Regions from separate parts of the Homo sapiens genome. Here region 1 is linked to region 2. A link is an interaction called in ENCODE POLR2A ChIA-PET data of the cell type or tissue named here. Cell type or tissue: B cell. All regions are shown on one strand.

Region 1 (8,000 bases), 160 kb after region 2:
TGTTTTAGGTTCACAAAGGGAAAAAAGATAAGGGAAAAGTGGCAAGTTAGAAAGCCCATTGTGTATGTTATCTCTGTTATTTTAGAATAAAAAAATAAGTATGGCAGACTGGGATCACAGTTCATGCCAGCCTGGTCCAAAATTGTTGCTTTTATCCTTTTCCCTTGGTGTTCCATTTTGGCAGAGGGTTTTCCTCAGGAGCTTTCTGGTACTCAGAACCACACTGCCTGGCTAAGGAAGAGACTGGGAGGCCCCAGGGCAGCTTTAGCTCTTAGGGGCAGACACACATTAGCTAAGCTCATAAACCCGATTGGATGAAACTGGAATGCCAATTTATTTAACAGTAGACTTTGTTTTTTTGTTTGTTTGTTTGTTTGTTTTGTTTTGTTTTTTGAGACAGACTCTTGCTGTGTCACCCAGGCTGGAGTAGAGTGGTGGCACAATCTTGGCTCACTGCAACCTCTGCCTCCTGGGTTCCAGCTATTCTCATGCCTCAGCCTCCCTTATAGCTGGGATTACAGGTGTGCACCATCACACTTGGCTAATTTTTGTATTTTTAGTAGAGACAGGGTTTCACCATGTTGGCCAGGCTGGTCTTGAACTCCTGACCTCAAGTGATCCACCTGCCTCAGCCTCCCAAAGTGCTGGGATTACAGTTATAACAGTAGACTTTGAACTGTAGACTTTGGCTAGCTGAGCTGGAGCTCAGACATTTAATGTAGCCAAATTCTCCAGTAAATAATCATAATGATGAAAGTAATAATAAGAGCTAACATTTACTGGGCACCTAATATGTGCTAGTCACTATGTTAAACACTTACATGAATTTTTTTCACTTAAACTGAAGTAGGTACTTTTGTTATCCTCATTTACAGATGAGAAAATTGCAACACAAGGAAGGTAAGTAATTTGCCCAAGGTCATATGTCAACTCCCCATCTAGCCCTTGAACTGGAAGTGAAACTCTGTGAACAGAAAGTTGACAGAAAACTTGGATGAGAGACTTTGTGGGGGCACAAGCAGAGCTGCTCTGGAGTACAAACAGAGCAGATGACATTCTCCCCACTTCCTCTCCCCAAGGCAGGTGGTTTTAGAAGGCTGGAGAGATGGCCTGGGCACACACTTCGGTGTCCCCACATTGAGTCCCTTCAACTTTGGCCACCATGAGGCTCCATCAGCTGGCTTCATGGGCCAGGGACCTAGACCAGTGGAAGCTGAAACTGAAGAGGAGAGTGAGGTAGACTGACAGGCTGGTTTGAGAATGTGTGTGAGGTTGTGTGTGTGTATACATGTGTGTCTGGAGGTGGGGAGGATACAGAAGTTATTTGGGAGTACTGTGGGAACGCTGGTGGTAGATGCTAAATTCGTTCTTGAGCATGTAGCCAGTGTCATTTGATCACACATAACTGACTGCCATTTGCATATTCCAGTTCTTGAAGCCAAATGACGGAGGTGACACTCAATGAGAAGGAACTGCCATGGGGACCCTGAGTGCCCATGTCACCAGAACCAGGGCATTGCTCCCTGAAGGTGGAGGCACAGGGGACACCAAATCGTAATCCGTCAAGTGTCACTTCCTCCAAGACGCCCCCTCTGATCCCTCCTCCCTTCCCCTCTTTCGGTGTTGTCTTACTATAACACACTCCCTTCACCCTCCACCACTCTCTCAGAGAACTCATCGAAAGTGGAGCTGAATCATTGTTTGTCAAACCTGTCTCTCCTCTGCTGGACTGTCAGCTCCATGAGGTCAGGAACCACTTCTGTCGGTTCTCTGCTCTAACCTTGGCACTTCACACAAAGTGAGAGCATAGCAAACCTTCAATAAACAATATTTCTTGGCTGGGCACTGTGGCTCACACCTGTAATCCCAGCTCTTCGGGAGGCTGAGGCAGGAGGATTATTTGAGACCAGCCTGGGAAACATAGAGAGACCCTGTCTCTACAAAAAAAAAAAAATAGATTAAAAAAAAAAATTAGGCTCCTTTGCTTATGGAGTAGCCATTCTTTTGTTTATTTACTTTGTTTTTTTCTTGAGATGGAGTCTCACTCTGTCACCCAGGCTGGAGTGCAGTGGTACGATCTCAACTCACTGCAACCTCCACCTCCTGGGTTCAAGCAATTCTCCTTCCTCAGCCTCCCAAGTAGCTGGGATTATAGGCACCCACCACCACTCCCAGCTAATTTTTCTATTTTTCTATTTTTTAGTAGAGATGGGGTTTCACCATGATGGCCAGGCTGGTTTTGAACTCCTGACCTTAGGTGATCCACCTGTCTCAGCCTCCCAAAGTGCTGGGATTACAGGCATGAGCCACCATGCCCTGCTCGTTTATTTACTTCTCTAATAAATTTGCTTTCACTTAAAAAAAAAAATTAGCCAGACATGATTGTGCATGCCTATAGTCCTAGCTACTCAGGAGGCTGGGGCAGGAGGATCACTTGAGTCTTGAGTCCAGGAGTTCAAGGTTGCAGTGAGCTATGATCACGCCACTGCACTCCAGCCTGGGCAACAGAGTGGGACCCTTTCTCTAAAAATAATAATAATAATATTTCTCTGCTCTTCAGCACAGACAAGTTTCTCAAGTCATCTTTCTTCCTTACCACCCATTCCTTTTTCTGCCTGTTCCAATCTTGGGAACCTCTATTCTTCCTCAGGGCCTTTGCACTTGCTGTGATCCTCTTAGAAGGCTCTTCCAGATAATAGCATTGCTTGCTCTCCCACTGTCTTCAGTTCTTTACTCGAATGTAACTTTAGCAGATCATCTTGTAAAAAATAGCAACCCTGGCCAGGTGTGGTGGCTGACGTCTGTAATCCCAGCACTTTTGGAGGCCAAGGAAGGCAGATCACTTGAGGTCAGGAGTTCGAGACCAGCCTGGCCAACATGGTGAAACCCCATCTCTACTAAAAATAGAAAAAAAGTAGCCAGGCGTGGTGGCACATGCCTGTAGTCCCAGCTACCTGGGAGGCTGAGACAGGAGAATTGCTTGAACCAGGGAGGCGGAGGTTGCAGTGAGCCGAGATTGCGCCACTGAACTCCAGCCTGGGCAAGAGAGCAAGACTCTGTCTCAAAAAAAAAAAAAATAGCAACCCTTTTCCCATCCTTGGTTCTTCCAATTCCCCTTAATCTGCTTTTTTTTTTCTGTAGCTCTATGACCATCTAAAATACTACATGTTTACTTGTTTATTTGTTTATAGACCATCTCTCAATCAGTAGAATATATGCTCCATGAGAGAGAGAGTTTGTATCTTTTGTTCCCTGTTTATTCCTAGCACACAATAGATAAATATTTGTGGAGAAAGAGGAAGGAAGGAAGGAAGGAAGGAAGAAAGGAAGGAAGGGAGGGAGGGAGGGGGAGGGGAGGGGAGGGAAGAGAAGAAGAAAGGGACGGAGAGAAGGGGAGGAAGGGAGGAAGGAATAGAGGAAGAAAGGAAGAACTGCAGCATTTCTCATTCAGGTAGAGAAGGAATTGAGGAGACTGAGAAGTGGCCAGAGAGGTAGGAAAAGAAAAGCCAGGCACATGAAGGATAATAGAAGTGTAGAGAGAAAAGCAATTTTTTTTTTTTGAGAGGGAGTCTTGCTCTTGTCGCCCAGGCTGGAGTGCAGTGGCGCGATTCAGCTCACCGCAACCTCCATCTCCCAGATTCAAGCAATTCTCCTGCCTCAGACTCCCGAGTAGCTCACATTACAGGTGCACACCACCACACCCAGCTAATTTTTGTATTTTTAGTAGAGACGGGGTTTCCCCATGTTGGCCAGGCTGGTGTCAAACTCCTAACCTCAGTTGATCCTCCTGCCTAGGCCCCCCAAAGTGCTGGGATTACAGGTGTGAGCCACCATGCCTGGCCAGCATTTTTTTTTTGTGGTGAAATATACATAACAAAATTTAACATTTTTAACCATTTTAATTAAGTGTATGGCTCTGTGGCACTAAATACATTCATATTGTTGTGCAACCATCACCACCATCCATCTCCAGAACTTTTTCTTCCCACAGTGAAACTCTGTACCCATTAAGCATGAACTCCCCATTCCCACCTCCCTCCAGCTCTTGGCAACTGCCATTTTGCTTTCCTTCTCTATGCATTTGACTATTCTAGGTATCTCACATAAGTGGGATCGTACAGTATTGTCTCATTGTGACTACCAGCATATACACAGGTTTCAAGGTCCTATTTGGGGTCCCCATTCCTTCTCCTGATAACTCTCTCTCCATAAATAATCTGATCAATTTCCAAATTAAATATCGCATATAGGCTTCATGGGCAAGTGACCTGTGCAGTTACCTGTAGGTCTCTGTGCTTGGTTTGATGTTATCCTCTTGACGTCTGGAAGTTATTAATAATTTTTTAACATGAGGCTATTTATCTTCATTTTGCACTGGGTCCCACAAATTATGTAACCAGTCCTGCTCCCAAATGTGTAACTTTACCCTGGACTACTCTTCTGAGCTCTTGTCTCATATACCCAGATGTCTACTTGATATCTCCACTTGAATGATTTAAAGACATGCCAGGCTGTTGTGGGAAGTCAGGGACCCCGAATGGAGGGACCAGCTGGAGCCGCGGCAGAGGAACATAAATTGTGAAGATTTCATGGACATTTACCCGTTCCCAAATAATACTTTCATAATTTCTTACACCTGTCTTACTTTAATCTCTTAATCCTGTTATCTTTGTAAGCTGAGGATGTACGTCACCTCAGGGCCACTATGATAATTGTGTTAACTGTACAAATTGATTGTAAAACATGTGTGTTTGAACAATATGAAATCAGTGCACCTTGACAAACAACAGAATAACAGCGATTTTCAGGGAACAAGGGAAGACAACCATAAAGTCTGACTGCCTGTGGGTTCGGGCAAAATAGAGCCATATTTTTCCTCTTGCAGAGAGCCTATAAACAGACATGCAAGTAGGGAAGATATTGCTAAATTCTTTTCCTAGCAAGGATTAATACTGTGGGAAAGGAATGCATTTCTGGGGGAGGTCTATAAACTGCCGCTCTGGGAGTGTCTGTCTTATGCGGTTGAGATAAGGACTGAAATACGCCCTGGTCTCCCGCAGTACCCTCAGGCTTACTAGGGTGGGGAAACACCCCGCCCTGGTAAATTTGAGGTCAGACCGGTTCTCTGCTCTTGAACCCTGTTTTCTGTTGTTTAAGATGTTTATCAAGAAAATACGTGCACCGCTGAACATAGACCCTTATCAGTAATTCCGCTTTTGCCCTTTGCCTTGTGATCTTTGCTGGACCCTTATCAGGAGTTTCTGATTTTGCCCTTGTCCTGTTTCCTCAGAAGCATGTGATCTTTGTTCTTTTTGCCCTTTGAAGCATGTGATCTTGTGACCTACTGCCTGTTCTTGCACCCCCTCCACTTTTGAAATCCTTAATAAAACTCCTGGTTTTGTGGCTCAGGTAGGCATCACAGTCCTACCAATATGTGATGTCACCCCCGGCAGCCCAGCTGTAAAATTCCTCTCTTTGGGCCAGGTGCGGTGGCTCACGCCTGTAATCCTAGCACTTTGGGAGGCTGAGGTGGGTGGATCACAAGGTCAGGAGATTGAGACCATCCTTACTAACACGGTGAAACCTCATCTCTACTAAAAATACAAAAAAGTTGCCAGGCGTAGTGGTGGGTGCCTTTAGTCCCAGCTACTCGGGAGGCTGAGGCAGGAGAATGGCGTGAACCCGGGAGGCGGAGCTTGCAGTGAGCCAAGATGACACCACTGCACTCCGGCCTGGGCAAGAGTGCAAGACTCCGTCTCAAAAAAAAAAAAAATTCCTCTCTTTGTACTCTTTCTCTTTCTCTTTATTTCTCAGCTGGCTGACTCTTACAGAAAATAGAAAGAACCTACGTTGAAATATTGGGGGCGGGTTCCCCCAATACCAGACTGGGCACAGTGGCTCATGCCTGTAATCCCAGCACTTTGGGAGGCCAAGGTGAGAGGATAGATTGAAGCTTGAGACCAGCCTTGATGACAAAGCAAGACTCCACCTATACAAAACGTTTTTTTAAATCAGCTGGGTGCAGTGGCACGTGACTGTGGTCCCAGCTACTCAGGAGGATTGTTTGAGCCCAGAAGTTCAAGGTCACATTGAACTCAACCAGGCGCAGTGGCTCATGCCTATAATCCCAGGATTTTGGGTGGCCAAGGTGGGCCTATCACTTGAGGTCAGGAGTTTGAGACCAGCCTGGTCAACATGGTGAAACCCCATCTCTACTAAATTAGGTGGGCATGGAGGCATGTGCCTGTAATCCCAGCTACTTGGGAGGCTGAGCCAAGAGGATTGCTTGAGTCCAGGAGGTGGAGGTACCAGTGAGCCAAGATTGCACCATCTTGTCTCAAATGAATAACTAAATAAATAATAAAAATAAATTTTAAAAAAAGATATCTTTAACATATCAAAAAACAAACAAAACAAAAAACTAACATATCAACATATCCAAAAGTAAGTTCTTCTTTTTTTATTTTATTTTATTTTTTTTGAGACAGAGTTTTGCTCTTGTTGCCCAGGCTGGAGTGCAGTGGCACAATCTTAGCTCACTGCAACCTTTGCCTCCCAGGTTCAAGTGATTTTCCTGCCTCAGCCTCCCAAGTAACTGGGATTACAGGCACCTGCCACCATGCCCGGCTAATTTTTTGTATTTAGTAGAGACAGGGTTTCACCATGTTGGTCAGGCTGGTCTTGAACTCCTCACCTCAGGTGATCCACCCACCTGGGGCTCCCAAAGTGCTGGGGTTACAGGTGTGAGCCACTGCGCCTGGCCCAAAACTTAGTTCTTAATCTACTCCTCTAATCTTTACTCCATCATTCTTGCCCACCATTCCAACCAGAAACCTGGGAGCCATACTTTCCTCCTCTTTCCCCCATTCTCTCCTACCCCATCCAACCCACCAACAAGTCAGAAGGATTGTACTTCAAAAGTATGTTTCAGATTCGTCCACTTCTCTCCAGTCAGCTACCCTGTTCTAAGCAACTATCATTTCTCATCTGGACTCCTGTAGAAACTCCTAGCTGGTGTCCCTACCTTACTCTGGCTCCTTCCTCAAAGCTAAAAATGGTTATTTTCCATATGACATTTAAGTGCTCTTTTAAAATAAATCATAATGTGCCCAGGCACGATGGCTCATGCCTGTAATCCCAGCACTTTGAGAAGCTGAGGGTGGCAGATCACCTGAGGTCAGGAGTTTAAGACCAGCCTGGCCAACATGGCAAAACCCCATCTCTAATAAAAATACAAAAATTAGCCAGCTGTGGTGGCAGGTGCCTGCAATCCCAGCTACTCGGGAGGCTGAGGCAGGGAGAATCGCTTGAAACTGGAAGGTGGAGGCTGCAGTGAGCTGAAATTGCGCTACTGCACTCCAGCCTGGGCGACAGAGCAAGACTCCATCTCAAAAAAAAAAAAAAGTCAGCTTTGAATAAATCTGTTGAATGCAAATGAATGAATGAGAAGGTGCTTGCTGCGGAGAACAAGGACTTAAAGGCGAATGGCATCGGACTCTCCTAATCAGATGCTTCCATCTCCACAACAAGGGTGACTAGTCAATGGGACCAGAAATCCTACAAGTATGTTGGCTGAGTCTTCCTGGTCAGTGCTTGAAAGAACAGGAAATGTTCCATCTTCTGGTTTGATCAAATCCTTATTTAATGAATACATTCTTTCTTTCTATTTAAGACTTCTGGCCAGGCACAGTGGCTCACGGCTGTAATCCCAGCACTTTGGGAGGCCAAGGCGGGCAGATCATGAGGTCAGGAATTTGAGACCAGCCTGACCAACATGGTGAAACCCTGTCTCTACTAAAAATACAAAAATTAGCTGGGCTTGGTGGCAGGTGCCTATAGTCCCAGCTGCTCAGAAGGCTGAAGCAGGAGAATTGCTTGAACCTGGAAGGGAGAGGTTGTGGTGAGCTGAGATCACGCCATTGCACTCCAGCCTGGGCAACAAGAGGGAAACTCTGTCTCGGAAAAAAAAAAAAAAAAAAAAAAGACTTCTAATCAACTTA
Region 2 (8,000 bases):
GCTAAATTAAAGAGGCCCCTCTAGAGAGTCCAGCATTCCCCTAAGACTTCAATCTTCATGCTATTTTTTACCCAGCTATTGACTGAGAAGAATGCACTATTAAGTAGACCATGTCTCCCCTTCTCCCACTGTCCTATAAATTGGTCCTGTGTTTCCCAACCCCAAATGGGGTAGTAACTCATGGAGAACAAAATGCCAGTAGTACAGATATAGAACATGGGTTAAAAACTATTCTGATCAAACCCCCAGCAAGAATCTTGAAGAGGAAGACAGAGGGGGAAGAAAGCAATAGGCTTACTCTCCCTACAACTTAATTCCATGCTCTAATTCAGAGCAGTATAATTAACCCCGAGTTTCACTGCTAACACTGAAGTTTTTCAGCCTGATGAGAATATCATTTAGTATCCTGCAATCGCCAATAATAGCAATATGACACAATGGTGCCCATTGAGGCTCTAATCAGAGCACATAGTCATTTACATAGAACATTTTCTGTGACTCTCTGTAATACAACGCCACAAAGACTCAATTGAGACACAAGTCTCCCTTTCCCATAAACTAAAAAAAAAAAAAAAAAAAAAAAAAAAGAAGAAGAAAGAAAAAAGAAAAGAAAGAAACCACAATTTCCTTTCCAGGAGAGCACAGATGGTCCCCACCCATCATCCCGGGGGCTCACCAGGCCCAGGCTCTTCACTACAAACAGCTCATCCCGATGCTGACAAGAAACTAGACACTTGCACATTACCGTGTATGTATACATCTGCCTAATCTCTTCTCACAAGAAAAGGAGATCTGCGGTGCTTTAGGAAAGCCCTAGGCTTAAAATGGAGCAAGGGACATGGAGGGGCTCAGGTCGATTAACAGCTTTCAAAGCCAAGCTCTGACTCTGCTGGCCTCCCTGGGGTGGCTCATGTGGCCTCACAGTCAGGCCCGGAGAAATGGGAGCCACTGTCCTGTCATGACACAACTGGGTGCCATGGGCCACAAAGTGAGTCTAAAAGGAGGTAGCCAGGTGCCGTGAATCACCAGGGAAGGAACATGTGACAGCCTTGGAGGACGGCCACTGTGCTGAGGAAATAGCAGGATTCGGAAGCCAGACAAACTCGAGTTTGAATTCTGGCTCCACTCCTCAGCTTTGGACTTCAAGCAAGTTACTCAATTCTCTGAGCCTTCATTTCCTCCTCTGTAAAACGGGCTCTTAATATCTTGCGGGGATGAAGATTCTCATTCGTGCATCTGAAATACACAACACAGTGCACAGCATATAAAGCACAACAATTACCAGTATGGCCATCGCCATTGTTCTTCAGTAGAGATTGATGGGAAAACCGACAGGCCTTGGAGTATAATGGTGAAGAACCTAGAACATGGAGCCAGGCTCCCCCAGTTCAAATCCTAGCTCTACTGCTTGTTAGTTGGGTGACCTTATTTAACTGTCTGTGCCTGTTTTCTTGCCTGCAAAATGAGCAAAATAATAGTACCTACCTCCTAGGGCTGCTGTGAGGACTAAACAAGTAATATGTACAAAGCTTTATACAGTATATGCAAGTGAGTGCAATAGAGCACCAGGCACTATTCTAATGATTTATTATACAAATAAAAATAAGATGAATCAATAAAGGACCTGGGGAATAGAGGTATCCTTTAACACAATCAAAGCAACAGTTCCTAGTATCTATAGTATGCTTTCATAGCCACTATGTTATTTAATCTTCTAATGGAAACCCAAGAAAAACAGAATCCCATGATGTAAAACTGAGACCTAAATTCTAAGAAAGGCCTGAGAGCCCTCCTTTCTTAAAGGTTTCCTTTAAAATAAAAGAAAAAAAAAGGCCCTGGTTAAAGGGAAGCACCAAATGAATAACCACTTGTTCTTTTTCTAGCTCAAGTCTTTGCCTATCCAGCCAAGTTCTTCTCAACACAGCACATCCTCCCCACGTGCCATCTCGAGGAGATGGTCAGTGCAAAGGCCAGAGCCAACATCTAGCACCAGAACAGCATGGGCCAAAGGACAGGAAAAGGGAGACTTGGGCCAAGTTTACAGGTTACTTTCCACCCAAGTGAGAAGGACTCCACTCAGCAACTGTTAACAGTGTCAGCACCTGGAGTTCAGACTAGAAGCTCTTGTAAGTTCCTGTTCCTCACATGCCCCAGTTTGCCTTGGAAAGAAGAAGCCTTTTAGGAAGTGAAGCGTTTGCTGAACAGTCAGCTGGTTACTATAGGTCAAACGCTCTGTATCTGCTAATCCAATCCAATCCCAAAAGATCCACAAAGACTTCCGGTAGGTGTCTTCCTAGTTCCCGCCTTGGATCACAGGTGGTCCAAACAGCTCCTCTTGGTCCTCCTTCACAATCTTCAAATCCCCTGAAGGGCCATCATTGTGGGTACCACCTACCATCACAACTATCCAGGCCAGATCTCAAGTACAGGCTCACCGATCAATGATCGACTGTCTTCCTCTCCACTGCTCCCTGTCTCATCATTCTGAGGGATTTCCACACCCACACAGTTAATCCATCCCATAGCACACGTTTGGAGCAGCTCAGTGGCTTATCCTTGGTCACTATGCGCAGATACAGATTAGATGTCAACAAGATGAACAGGTACTTGTATCCCAGGAACATCCGCTGAGCCTGGACACATGCACCACCTGGCCAGTCCCATCCTCTCACATGACGGTGATCTTACCCCGTCCCACAGCTTCAAAAAGCTGATTTCTCTCAAACTTACAATTCCAGCCTTCATGTCCTCCCTCAGCTCCGGGCTCCTGGTTCCTGCAGACTGCTCAGCATCTCCAAGCAGGTATCTCAAGCTCAGACTCCAAAATCCACCCCACCCCACTCCACCCCCAGCTCATTCCACTTCCCACCAAGCTGATCCTTGCTATTCCAGAAAGATGCCAGTGAGTCTTCCAGGCCTTTGCACCAGCTGTTTCCTATGGCCCCCCACCAGGAGGGGCTTTCCTTGGAAAATAGCACCCATCCCCTCAACACGCTGTATTCCCTTACCCTATGTCACTTCTTTCACAGCCCTGAAGTCTACCTGATGTTAGACTTGTTTTTTTTTTTTTAATAGAGACGGAGTCTCACTATGTTGCCCAAGCCGATCTTGAACTTCTGGGCTCAAGTGATCTCCCCACCTCGGCTTCCCAAAGTGCTAAGATTACAGGCGTGAGCCACTGCACCCAGCCTACACTTTTGTTTCTATATTTGTCTCTCTTCCACCAAACGTAAGCTCCATGAAACAGGGAACTTGGTCTGTTTGGGGCATATCCCCAGTGTTTGGAACAAACTGTGTTGAATAAATTGTGCACGCTGAATGAATGAATTAGATTTGGGGTTTTTTGTTGTTTTTGTTTTGTTTTTTGAGATGGAGTTTTGCTCTTGTTGCCCAGGATGGAGTGCAATGGCATGATCTTGGCTCACTGCAACCTCCGCCTCCCAGATTCAAGCAATTCTCCTGCTTCAGCCTCCCGAGTAGCTGGGATTACAGGCATGTGCCACCACGCCCGACTAATTCTGTATTTTTAGTAGAGATGGGGTTTCTCCTTGTTGGTCAGGCTGGTCTTGAACTCCTGACCTCAGGCGATCCACCCACCTCTGCCTCCACCTCCCAAAGTGCTGGGATTATAGGCGTGAGCCACCGCACCCGGCCTAGATTTGTTAACTAAATAGAAGCCAAGGTAGCAAAGAGAAAGTCAGCAAACAAAATCACATCTGAGGCCTAACTTGAAAGTTCTTAAGAAGTATTGAAGCCCAACTGAGAAGTCCTCTGTAGCCGCTCAGCTGTCAGAGTTGGGTTAGGCTTCTCAGCTTCTCTCTTCTCCCTTCCCCCATTGATGTTGTGTTTCATAAGGTTTTGAAACCAACAGTACATTGAAGTCCAGAGCTGAGGGATGAGCATTTCACAAAAAAAGGGAACTAGGCTAGGGGAAGCAACCTGGCAGGGGGCAGGAAAAGACACACTGAGAACTGAGTCACCCTCTGCCACCAGCCCCATGTAGCCAGCTGGACGCAGTAGCAGCAGCAGCAGCAAAGGTCACTCACTGAGCCTGGACAGAGCACTGGGCACTGGGCTGGACACTGCCTGCAGTTACTTCATTTCATCCTCATCAACCCTATGATACAGTCACAGGGACACTGCCTTTCATATGATGCTAAGCTCTAACGTTGACGGGGGTGGGGAGGGTGCATAAGCAAAATAACCCTTGAAATGTACCAACATAAGCATTCACTGGCAAAGGACACACCATCCCCCAAGCCCCAACACTGGAACTTACTAAGTAAAATAATGGGTTAGTGGCTTGCATTCAGGAGCCACGCTATATGCAAATTACATGCTTAAGTCACACTCTCCGTAGCAGAATAAGAATAAGCACACCATGAGAGGCACCAGGAGACCACAAGAAAGACTAGATGCATGTTGCCAATCCTGCATTCCCTCTGAGCCAAATCTGTACATACAGCAGTAAGGAGCGCAGCCAGGATCCGACCCTGTGTGTTGAGCCAGACTCAGGCTGGACCACACAGGCCTTTGCATCCAAGTGCTTCATCCCGCGATGTGATCCCACCCCATTTTGCATGACCCCAATCTTACATGGATGCTTCCCACGTGCCTGCTGGAAGCACCTCAGCCACATAAAGTATTCATCATCTGTATCATGCTTTGGAATCCAGTAGGGCCTTCCACAGCACCAACTTGGCTAAGCCTCACTGCAGTCCCATAAGGGTTGTCATTCCCCATCTTACTGATGTGGAAAGCTCAGAGAGCCAAGAGACTTTACTGAGTCCCAGGAGAGGACAGACCAGAACTGACCCAGGTCTTCTGACACCAGGGTCTGGGCTCATTCTATAAGCCAACAGAATTTACCTTCTGCTCCTGTGCTAGTTGAACTTTGACTCTGCTTTTCCAAGTTTCCTGCATCCTCATTCTACCATTTATTAAAAAAATAAAAATAACAAAAGATGAGGCTAGGAATCTATTCACCAAGAATCTAACAGGCAATGGTCACCATGCAGAACAATTAGGTGGCTCTTTGGTTAGAGGTGAGCAGAGGAGTAGAAAGGCAGCCAGTTTACAAAGTTCTACAATCTGTTTCAGTACTTTGAAAACACTGCTTGCTGCCCATATCCATAACATCCAGTCTCTTCCTCCTCCTTAGTAAAAGGACCCTTGTTCTGAATTTTATACATATTGTATCTGGGACTAAGAGACTATACTTCTCAGCCTCCCTTGCAGCTCAGTGTGTGCATCTGACTGAGTTATGACCAATGAGATAAGCAGAAGTGTTCCATGGAACTTCCCAGGAACGCTGCTCAGAGAGAGCTGATGCAGCAGGAAAGGCCTCCTCTTTATTATTTTATTTATTTATTTATTTATTTTTGAGACAGAGTCTCGCTCTGTTGCCCAGGCTGCAGTGCAGTGGCACAATCTCGGCTCACTGCAACCTCCACCTCCCAGGTTCAAGCGATCCTCCTGCCTCAGCTCCCCTAGTAGCTGGGATTACAGGCACACACCACCATGCCCGGCTAAATTTTGTATTTCTAGTAGAGATGGTGTTTCGCCATGCTGGCCAGGCTGGTCTCGAACTCCTGACCTCAGGTGACCCACCGCGCCCAGCTGAAAGGCCTCCTCTTGATCTGTGCCTTTCCTCCTTCTGCCAACATATGACTCAGACAAGGGGGATGGAGCCCCAGCAGCCATCATGGACTGTGAGGTGACCTAGATCCTGAAAGCCATGTGTAAGCAGGTAGAATATGACAGCCTGGGGCCTCTAAGAGCCCTAAACTACTACCTCTAACTAATTTCTATGTGAGAGAGAAATAAAACTTTACATCACTTAAGCCTCCGTTAACTGACTATAAATCTGATTTGTTGCTGTTGTTATACACAGCTAAAGTTAATCCTAAGTAACATAAGCCCAAAGCAAAAATAAAATACCAACATGACCCTGCCCCCACTTCTTAATCCCAACCAACTCCATAAAAGACAAAACATCTGTCCAGATAAAAATCCAACATTCCTACAAATTAATCTGTTTTACATTTGAATGTCCAGAATTTCTTATACTATCTCTATCACTGGCTCCAGAGAACATACAATCAAGATACTAAGCCTTTTTCTAATTAAGATAAAAATTTCCCCCTGTCTTACCGGAGGCACTCATCAGGGGCCTTTGTGAGTCCAGTGGTGGGAGGGTGTGGAAAGCAAGCTAAGGTTCCTACATGGAAGGGAGTGGGGGCCAACTAGAACTTCAAGTAGAAAACAGTACTGTTCATCTTTACTATTTTCCTTCTTTCTCTTACGCAGCTAAAGATATGTTTAGCAAACACAAACTGTGCCGACCCACTATAGCCTTGAGGCGGGAAAGGGATTCAGTCTATCCTCCTCAAAAAAAACCCATAAATCTAACCTCAGTGCTTTTACTATAATTACAAAAGACCGCTAAAGAAATCCTGGATATACAAAAAAGAAGAAAAAAGCTCTATGAGCACCCTTTATATATGCATAGGATTTGGAGAATTTCATACCAACTAACTTAATCCACATTAAATAAAAAATAACAATAATATGAGTTAAGTTTTATTACTGTCCTGTAACATATAAGAGATGCGGGTTTGAAGAGGTTAAAGGATTTGCTGTAGATCACATGACTAGTGAGACATTCTTCCTGTTAAAGGAATTGGGAGGGGAAGAGAGAAAAGGGAACAAGTAATTCTCCCTGTTTTCCTTCTGCCTTTCTGTATGATATGAATTTTATGTAACATGTAAATGCATTACCTTGATCATTTCATTTTTTCCCTCTAGCAAAATCATAGTTATTATTCATGGCTCTGAAAAGGGAAAAGTAATTGAACCAATATGCAATGACATCAAAAGAGCTAAGCAATGAACACAGGTGTAAGAGGCTCACCTGACCCAAGAAGATGAGCCCACATCCTCCAGGCATGGGTATCAACGCCGAATGAGGCTGTGCGGGCAGGACCTCATCCACTGCACTCCCGGCAGCATCTGCAGCCCTCAGCAGAGGGCCTGCACCCCACACTGCAGGCCTAGGGCCAATGTTGTGCTCAAAACCACTGCACAACACAGGGACAACCTGTGTCACACAGCACATACTACCAGAAAACGGTCTGAAACCATACAGTGACAATTTACTTCAGATTCACTTCCAAACCATCTTTCATTTTCAGGGGTCCTAACTTGTAGCTTTAACCTCTTTCTCCACTACGGATCTAAACAAAGGCTGCAAACTGGTGGGCTACAGGCTGAATCAGGCTTGCAGACGTGTTTGATTCACCCACACAAGGTTTTTTGTTTGTTTGTTTGCTTTTGAGACGGAGTTTCACTCTTGTTGCCCAGGCTGGAGTGCAGTGGCACAATCTCTGCTTACTGCAACCTCTGCCTCCTGGGTTCAAGCAATTCTCCTGCCTCAGCCTCCTAAGTAGCTGGGATTATGGGTGCCCGCCACCACACCTGGCTAATTTTTGTATTTTTAGTAGAGACGGGGTTTCACCACGTTGGCCAGGCTGGTCTCAAACTCCTGACCTCAGGTGAGCCACCCACCTCAGCCTCCCAAAGTGCTGGGATTACAGGTGTGAGCCACCACGCCCAGCAGCTTAACCTTTTGTTAAGGATTCTGGGCTGGGCTGTGGCCAGTCTACTCTCCTACCACAGAAGAGTAAAATGCCCTGCACCCAGCCCACACAAGGTTTTAAAACAAATCTAAGCCTACTTTAGCAGTGATGAGATTTCCCATGAAATGCCAAGATTTCCAGATTTCATGAAGAACTGCATGATGGGCTACCTTGGGTCCACATTCTCAGGCTGCCCATGAGGAGAGAGGACAGTGTGGATTAGGGGGACAGGTAGTGCTCTGCAAGCCATGTCACTCTTCAGTCCTATATCTCCACTGTCAGAGAAACGTCTTTCAGTGTCCATGCCTCTGTGAAAAGCACAAAACAGAACAACAAACCAAGACGGCCTTATGTTTCAAGAAA

The links. Peaks named below come from ENCODE experiments on the same cell type or tissue, not always from the same donor. Only the 100,000 strongest peaks of a DNase experiment are listed, where the experiment ranks them.
Region 1: POLR2A ChIA-PET joins it to region 2 with 5 read pairs; 2 of 35 experiments call an interaction of 5 or more read pairs at or near these places.

Annotation. Positions count from the first base shown.
Region 1 is chr11:47,873,083-47,881,082 of GRCh38, reverse strand. No RefSeq gene overlaps it. Among named protein-coding and RNA genes, the nearest start is that of NUP160, 29 kb to the right of the region's middle. RefSeq lists an enhancer at 1,598-1,767. In B cell, no CTCF peak of the experiment used is centred here; DNase peaks (open chromatin) are centred at 1,152 and 1,282; H3K27ac peaks cover 1,353 bases.
Region 2 is chr11:48,028,126-48,036,125 of GRCh38, reverse strand. The region is part of intron 1 of PTPRJ (protein tyrosine phosphatase receptor type J); the gene reads right to left. Among named protein-coding and RNA genes, the nearest start is that of PTPRJ, 52 kb to the right of the region's middle. RefSeq lists a silencer at 4,380-4,449 and an enhancer at 6,972-7,546. In B cell, no CTCF peak of the experiment used is centred here; DNase peaks (open chromatin) are centred at 2,135 and 3,905; H3K27ac peaks cover 710 bases.